2 separate regions of the Homo sapiens genome follow, and region 2 is linked to region 1. Evidence: chromatin contacts called from ENCODE Hi-C or POLR2A ChIA-PET data. All regions are on one chromosome and are shown on one strand. Each heading gives the region's core, a stretch centred on a gene start or an enhancer-like site at or near the end of the contact. The rest is flanking DNA. Distances are from core to core; before and after follow the strand shown.

Region 1 (4,127 bases), core at 277-2,776:
AAGTGAGGGCATGAGTCCTGCAAGAGAGAATTCTAGGCAGGAGGAACATTAAGCACAAAGGCTCTGGGGCAGAAATGAGTTTGCTGTGTGCAGGGAACAGGAAAGCAGCCAGTATGGTTAGAGCTGAAAGAACCAGGAGAGCCCGAGATAGGCCCACTTCCAGAGGCAGGCAGGGGCCTGGTCTTCTCATACAGCTGTTCTCAATCCTGGCCGCATACCCAGAGATTCTGATCCAATTTGTCTGTGATGTATCCCAGGCATGAGGTTTTGTTTTGTTCGTTTTGCATTTTTTTTTTTAATTCTTCTGGGTAATCTTAATGAGCAGTCATCCAGGGTTGAGAACCTGGCTTGATTCTGTTCCACATGAGGTGGGAGGCTGGTTAAAGCAGGCACAGGATGACCCAAATGGCTTTATAAGGACCACTCCAGCTCCAGCCATGGTAGAAAGACTGTGAGCCATCAGGACTGGAAACAAGGAGATCCACTACTAGAAGGCCACAGCAGTCATTCCAGACTAGTGACACTCACACTGCAATTGCCTGCAAACTACCTGGGCATCTCCTCCAATGCATGTTATGATTCAGGGGGCCAGGAGAGGGGTTGAGATTTGCATTTCTAAAAAGCTCCCAGTTAATGTCAATGTTGCTGGCTCCACAGATCACCTTAAATAGCAAGGATCCAAACCAGTGTTTTTCAAGCTGCAGATCACGACTGAAACTGGGTCATGAAATGGGCCTCAACCACCATTTGTTTTTTCACGAAATAAGAGAATGAAATATCAGACTATACTGCAAACAGTAAAGGTAAGTACTGCTTTGTGAACCTTTTGCTTATATATATGAATATGTCTCCTAGGTTGCAGTTTTATATACACATATATGTGTGTATTTTTTTTGAGACACAATGAGACAGCATTTCACTATGTTGCCCAGGCTGATCTCAAACTCCTGAGCTCAAGCAACCCTCTGCCTCACCCTCCCAAGTAGCTGGGAGCACAGGTGCACGCCACCATGCCCAGCTGAAATAAATTTCTTGCTATGAAGTGCAGTCAAAGAAGTCTGGGAAACAATGGTCTGGGTAGCACAATGACGGTTTAGAGCAGAATGAGGGCTGTAGACTAGGTGGTGAGAAGTAGGCAAATTGGGACTATAACTGAAGGCCTAGAAAACTGGACTCAGATGGCTAAGATGTGACGTGTGAGGGAGGGAGAGAAATCAAGACACTACAAGCCAAAACAGTCACTATACATCACGATGGGGAAGACCAGGGATGGAACAGGTTTGAGGCAGGGAGACACTGCCAGTTGGAGACAAATTATGTCTAGTATGCCTGTGAAGTCCATTCAAGTGGAAGTGTCACTTAGAAAGTTGGAGATGCACATTTAGCTCTTGGGAGACAGATGGGCACTGGAGAAACAAATCTGTTAGTCATCAGCACATTTAACCTCAAGGAGTGGATGAGATCATCTAGAGAGTGAACACAGATAGAGATGAGAGCCAAGGCCGAAGCCCGGGACCAGCCCAGCATTTAGAGGTGAGAAAGCGGAAGAGAGAGTCAGGGAGATCCAGAAGGAACAGCAGAGGAAGTTCTGGAGAACCAGCAGAGAACTGTGTCTGCAAAGCCAAGTGAGAAAATGACTTCACAGCTGCTTTGAATACACGTTTAAAAACCCAGTGTAATATTAAAATACACCCCACTAACAGGCTTTAAAAAAAAAAAAGAAACAGGTATGCACATACGTAAGTACACTCAAAGAAAAAAGTCTGCAAAGTTACAGAGCATTCTGGTAATAGCTAGCTCTAGGGTCAGGAAGAGAACAAGGAACAAGCCTTTGCAGCAAGAATATGAGAAGACTGTATGCATCTACTTCTTATATAATAGAAAATCATTTCTTAAACCTCTTAATGATTCTGATATGCAGCAAGGTCTAGGGATCCCTCAGTGGGGGTGCTTAAGGGGACAGCTAAGCATCAAGTGTCAGATTGAACCAAATGTCTTTGAGGACTTTGTGATTTTATATGACTAATTTCATACCAAGAGGGGGGAAAATCAATACAGTCTTAACAGAGCAGGCTTGGCAGTAAATATGCTTAGGGAGAATCTCCCTACACAGCTTCTATTTTGGATTCCAGCAGGCTATTTAACAAAAGTCAGATGAGAGGTGTTAAAACCTCTGCAGAAGCTGTCTTTAAGAAGACTCCAGGAAGCATGATTTGCAGCCTTCAGTGACAAAGATTAGATACTAAGCTACTAATTAGCAATGCTTGTCTTTTTAACAAGTCCTTCCCAAATTGAGACAGTTTCTCTTTCAGTATCTTCCCATTTTGCTCCTTTTTCTCACTTTATCCTGTGGGCAATTACCTCCAGTAGGTTGTTGGAAGCCACAAATTCCAGCCAGTGTGAGACACAATCCACTAAATAGACTGAAAGGGTAAGAGAGTACAGTCAAAATGCACAGTCCAGACCCCAGCTACTCAAAATGAGAAGTGTGGGCCGGGCAGGGTGGCTCATGCCTGTAATCCCAGTACTTTGGGAGGCCAAGGCAGACAGATCACCTGTGCTCAGGAGTTTGAGACCATCCTGGCCAACGTGGTGAAACCCTGTCTCTACTAAAAACACAAAAATTAGCGGGGCATGGTGGCATGCACCTGTAGTCCCAGCTACTGGGGAGGCTGAGGCAGAATTGCTTGAACCCGGGAGGTGGAGGTTGCAGTAAGCCAAGATTGCCCCACTGCACTCCAGCCTGGGCAACAGACCAAGATTCTGACTCAAAAAAAAAAAAAAAAAAAACCATGAGAAGTGTGAACCAGCAGCATCAGCAGCACTGGGTGCTTGCTAGAAATGCAGGCCCTTGGGCCTCAGTGCAGATCAGATAGCAGGCTGTTTCGGAATCTGCATTTTAATAAGATCACACAGTACACCTGCAAAGTTTGAGAAACTCTGCCTTAATGCAAAGCAAGCCGGTCGTCGAAATCTCCAGGGAAATGTAAAAAATATTTATTCCCGAGTCTTATACCAACTGCAAGGATGGAGCCAGGGAATATAATTTTTTGAATCTCCCGGGTGATTCCCAGTACAATCAAGCTTGGGAATCAATGCCTTAGAGAACCCGCAGGTCGGAGACCTACCTAAGAGGTGTATGAACAAGAGTCAGAGAAAACCACAATAAGGTAACAAGTGAAGGGAAGTTTAAAAGAGAGCATAGCAACAAAGCAGGGCAAAGATCTGGCCTCATGCAAGAAACAGTGATCACCAAACAAACCAATATGCATTTAATCTAGGTAGTCCTTGTACCACGAGCTCCAGAGACTAGTTGTATTAAAAAAAAAAAAAAAATCCAGCCTGGGCAACACAGGGAGACCTCATCTCTCCAGAAAATTAAAAAATTAGCTGGGCATGGGGACAGTGCCTGCAGTCCCAGCTACTCAGGAAGCTGAGGTGGGAGGATGGCTTGAGCCAGGGAGGTCAAAGCTGCAGGGAGCCATGATCGTGCCACTACACTCCAGCCTGGGTGACAGAGCAAGACCTTGTCTCAAAAAAAAAAAAAAAAAAAAGCACTCAAGGCTACTTGCCGCCAGACAGTGACTTAAATAGCAGTAAGAAGCAGCATAGCAAAGCAGTTAGGCCGTTTCTAGAGTCAGACTACCAGGGTTAACACTTCTAGCTAACCATGTTGCTGTGGGCATGTTAATCCTCTAAGCCTCAGTTTTCCTCAATAGTAAACCAAGGATATGACTAGCACCAGCCTCATGGTGTTGCTGTATGGTAGAAACGGGTAAAGCTTTCAGAACAGAACAGGTGCAACAAAAGTATTAAAAGTGCATGTTACCATGTATGTTTATTGCGGCACTATTCACAATAGCAAAGACTTGGAACCAACTCAAATGTCCATCAGTGATAGACTGGATTAAGAAAATGTGGCACATATACACCATGGAATACTATGCAGCCATAAAAAGATGAGTTCATGTCCTTTGTAGGGATATGGATGAAGCTGGAAACCATCATTCTCAGCAAACTATCACAAGGACAGAAAACCAAACACTACATGTTCTCACTCATAAGTGGGAATTGAACAATGAGAACACATGGACACAAGGAGGGGATCATCACATGCTGGGGCCTGT
Region 2 (4,424 bases), core at 1,414-3,913, 45 kb before region 1:
CAAATATCAAATTTAATTCATTTCAGTTCACATGTTAGTTTTTATATAAATCCCCTCACAAAACCAAGTCTGGGCTAGGCGCGGTGGCTCATGCCTGTAATCCCAGCACTTTGGGCGGATCACGTGAGGTCGGGAGTTCGAGACCAGCCTGACCAACATGGAGAAACCCCATCTCTACTAAAAATACAAAATTAGCTGGGCATGGTGGCGAATGCCTCTAATCCCAGCTGCTCGGGAGGCTGAGGCAGGAGAATCACTTGAACCCAGGAGGCAGAGGTTGCAGTGAGCTGAGATCATGCCATTGCATTCCAGCCTCAAAAAAAAAAAGCAAGCAAACAAACAAAAAAACAAACAAACCCAAGTCTGGTATTTAGACAAAACTATCCATGATTCTTTTTAGGTTCAACAGGAGGCAAGGCAATAAGGTAGATGAAAAGGTAACAAGGTACAAACACTACAGGCCACTGATCAAGGCTGTTTCTACCCTCAGAAAGAATGAGATCTGGTTGGTTAAATCCCTCAAGTACATTCCAAGAATGGGCCCTCACTGTGAGATACTGAGTTAGCACCTTTTGGCTGGGCGCAGTGGCTCATGCCTGTAATCCCAGCACTTTGGGAGGCCGAGGCGGGCAGATCACAAGGTCAGGAGATCGAGACCATCCTGGCTAACACAGGGAAACCCCGTCTCTACTAAAAAAAAAATACAAAAAATTAGCCGGGCGTGGTGGCGGGCACCTGTAGTCCCAGCTACTCGGGAGGCTGAGGCAGGAGAAAGGGGTGGACCCGGGAGGTGGAGCTTGCAGTGAGCCGAGATCGTGCCACTGCACTGCAGCCTGGGCGACAGAGTGAGACTCCGTCCCCACCACAAAAAAAGAAAGATATTGAATTAGTACCTTTACTGAGTTAGCACCTTTCTAAAGGATACTCAGGCAATATTGACCAAAAAACTTTTCACTCAACATAACATTGACTTAACAATTCCACTTCTAGGAGTTTCTCCTAAGAGGACAACCTGGCATATGCACAAGGCCATACAACTTTTTTCAGAATGGCAAATGTTGTCAAGATCCTGAATATCACTCCCTACCTAACGTCTGCCCATAGAGGCTGCTTATCTAAAATGACAGTACTGCCAAACAAGGAAGTAACCGTGTAGCCATTAAAAATGAGGATAGAGGCCAGGTACGGTGGCTCACGCCTGTAATCCTAGCACTTTGGAAGGCTGAGGCGGGCAGATCACCTGAAGTCAGGGGTTCAACACCAGCCTGGCCAACATGGCCAAACCCCGTTTCTACTAAAAATACCCCCAAAAATTAGCCAGGTGTGGTGGTGCATGCCTGTAATCCCAGCTACTCAGGAAGCTGAGGCAGGAGAATCACTTGAACCCAGGAGGTGGAGGTTGCAGTGAGCCAAGATCGCACCACTGTACTCCAGCCTGGGCAACAAGAAAGGGAAGTGAATAGCACACTCCTGTTGATACTTTAAAATGTGGAGACACAGGAACAGAATAGGGGGTAGGAGAGTAGGGAAAACATCAAAATAAAACCCAAGGTTATCTTTGAGGAACACAATTTACGAATCACATCAATTAATATTTTTTTGCTTTTCCTACTCACAGATTTTGGAATACTCCTCCTAAAATACAAGTGTGTAGTTTCTTCAAAAACACCTTCATCATGTCTCTGTGTCAGGTACTCTGAATTTTTTAAAGTCATGCCATGGCTCATGTCTGTAATCCTGGCACTTTGGGAGGCCGAGGTGGGTGGATTGCTTCAGCTCAGGAGTTCAAGACCAGCCTGGGCAATGTGGCAAAACCCCAACTCTTCAAAAAATACAAAAATTAGCCAGGCATGGTGGTGTGTGCCTGTGGTCCCAGCTACTGGGCAGGGAGGTGGGAGGATCACTTAAGCTCAGGAGGCTGAGGCTGCAGTGAGCCGGGAACATGTCACTGCACACCAGCGTGGGTGATAGAGTGGTGAGACTGTCTCAAAAAAAAAAGAAAAAGGCATCTTAAATGTGTTACCTTTTCATTACTTTAAAATCCTGATAATTTAAATATCTATTACTCTTTTCCCTTGAATAATGGGTTGCGGGCTGTTTTTAATTTCTAAGGGGAAAAAAAACACTCTATGAAATGGTTCCACCACTATTATTCACCATGTTCCCTAAGCAACATCAAGGTCTGCCCCATCATAGCCACCTGTTATTTTATTTCAGCAACAGAGAAACTATTATCGAATGACAATAGAAAGGTGACTGAAACAGTAAGGAAAGGTTATTTTGTTAAAGTCAACAAGCTCTGAATCATGTAATGCGATATTGAAGCAAGGCTTCTAAAAACAAGCAATGTAGTACCCAGACAATAAGGACCTGTCACTCCTCTAGCTCTTCCTAGCTGGTCAAAGCTGTGACTTAAGTAATCATTTCTCAGAACAAAACAATGTAGGTGCTTGTTTCAAGGTAACAGCTATGCTGCTGTCAGAAAACAGTAGTAATGGCCTTTAGAAGAAATTTATGTGATTTGCGGATGGGAAGAAGCTCATTTTGTCAAGAGACCCTTAGGAAAACATGACCAAGAGAGTCAAAATCCAGTTATTCCTGCAGAAGGAAAAAGCATAGACAGTATCCAGCCACTAGATGTCACTCTCCTTCAAAGTGCTGTTGATGTTGCTCATCCTAGTCAAAAGGAAGTCAAGTGGTCTAGACAACTAATTCCTTAAATGGCATTAATTTAAAATAGTCTGACTTCTGATTGGGGTGCTGCATAGTAGTTGAGAAAAATAAAAATGAAAACCCACTGGAGACTGGCCATCAGTTCCAAAGGCAAAGTGGCTGTCCAAAATACAACATCGTATTGGCTGGTGGGAATGTAAATTGAATGAAATATGTAGATAACTTTAAGACACTAGGGGGAAAAGTTCCAGCTAAGTAGGAAAGTAGGAACTGCAGAAAGTGAAGCACAAAGTCAACATTCAAGACCTGAGGCCGGGCCCAGTGGCTCATGCCTGTAATGTCAGCACTTTGGCAGGCCAAGGCAGGTGGATCATGAGTTCAGGAGATCGAGACCATCCTGGCCAAAATGGTGAAACCTCGTCTCTACTAAATACAAACAATTAGCCGGGCGTGGTGACGCACCCCTGAAGTCCCAGCTACTCAGGACGCTAAGGCAGGGAAATCGCTTGAACCCGGGAGGTGGAGGTTGCAGTGAGCTGAGATCGTGCCACTACACTCCAGCCTGGCAATAGAGCAAGACCCCATCTCAAAAAAAAAAAAAAAAAAAAAAAAAAAAGACCTGAAAGTCACATCAGTAATCTTAAATCAGGGAAAAGAACTGGCTTCCTTTTTTATTTTTTAAAAACATAAACAGCATGAGAGAGATTTCTGTTTTTCTCTTTTTTCTTTTTAATAAGGAGTTGACCATTTTTGATCACCTTATGATTGAACTTTTTTCAACCATGCTGTTTTCTTCACAGTTCATTCATAGGAAGGAGTGTCGAAAGGACTTGCTGATGAAACATAACATATAGAGCACAGGTTGCAAATGGGGCTGAAGAACCACATCCAGCCTGAGCCATTTCTTTTGGTGTTGAGTGTATATTTCAAGCCTTAATTGAATTAGTTCCCAACATCTTTTTAAAATTGAGATACTACACTAAAAGCATGGATTTTTATCTTCTCTTAAAAAGTGGAAGACGTGGCAGCAGCTCTCAGCCCACATTCCCAAGCAGTGACAGTAGGGAAGTAGAGCTGCCCCTCCAGACCCACCCATGGGACTCTCCACTTGGCAACACTACCCACCAAGCCCACTTTATTCCTGTTGATTTCCCGTATGGCCAAGAGGAATCTGAATTTACAACCCCTGTGGTAAAAAGTATAGGAGAGGAAAGAGTTGGAGATGTATTAATAAGATCTCACTGAACAAAATGATCTTTATACCAGAAAAGCAAAGTGAGGACAACTAAAGACACATAGACCCTCCAGAAAGATAGCCCCCTATGGGCATATGCACTAAATATACATACATGCAGGACTGACCAACCTTCCCCACCTATTCAACTAGATTCCCATGTTCCCAGCACAGACTTTGAGGAGATTATGGATTGCTGCAGTGACTGGAAGAGGGTGCTACTGATGTTCAGTGGACAGGAGCTAGGGATGCTGGGTAAAGTGAACGCATGTTACAATCCTATGCAAGGATGAACCATCATTTATCCCATACAATTGTATGTCCAGCTGGATATTCACATAAGTTAAAAAGTTATCTGTCGGCTGGGCGCAGTAGTCCATGCCTATAATCCTAGCACTCTGGGAGGCTAAGGCAGGAGGATCGTTTGAGCTCAGGTTGTCAAGGCTGCAGTGAGCCATGATGGCATCACTGCATTCCAGCCTGGGGGTATCTGTAATTACCTGAACCTAGCACCCCA

The links. Hi-C counts contacts between places; a loop is a spot of excess contacts on that map. ChIA-PET counts read pairs that join two places held with the same protein, here RNA polymerase II (POLR2A). Pooled maps may share reads with other maps.
Region 2: a loop to region 1 is called in a map of HCT116, with 14 times the contacts of the local background. The contact joins two enhancer-like sites. A Hi-C loop is called at or near these places in 14 of 168 maps with a recorded cell type or tissue (Caco-2, HCT116, HepG2 and 10 more) and 22 of 50 pooled maps. POLR2A ChIA-PET finds 5 or more read pairs at or near these places in 7 of 52 experiments (Caco-2, K562, OCI-LY7 and 4 more).

The regions. Positions count from the first base shown.
Region 1 is chr3:4,585,935-4,590,061 of GRCh38, reverse strand. The region is part of intron 4 of ITPR1 (inositol 1,4,5-trisphosphate receptor type 1); the gene reads right to left. Among named protein-coding and RNA genes, the nearest start is that of ITPR1, 95 kb to the right of the region's middle. Within about 2 kb of position 1,526, at least 7 of the 41 ENCODE cell types and tissues checked have a DNase peak (open chromatin) inside an H3K27ac peak, as active enhancers do.
Region 2 is chr3:4,631,795-4,636,218 of GRCh38, reverse strand. The region is part of intron 5 of ITPR1 (inositol 1,4,5-trisphosphate receptor type 1); the gene reads right to left. Among named protein-coding and RNA genes, the nearest start is that of EGOT, 120 kb to the left of the region's middle. Within about 2 kb of position 2,663, at least 3 of the 41 ENCODE cell types and tissues checked have a DNase peak (open chromatin) inside an H3K27ac peak, as active enhancers do.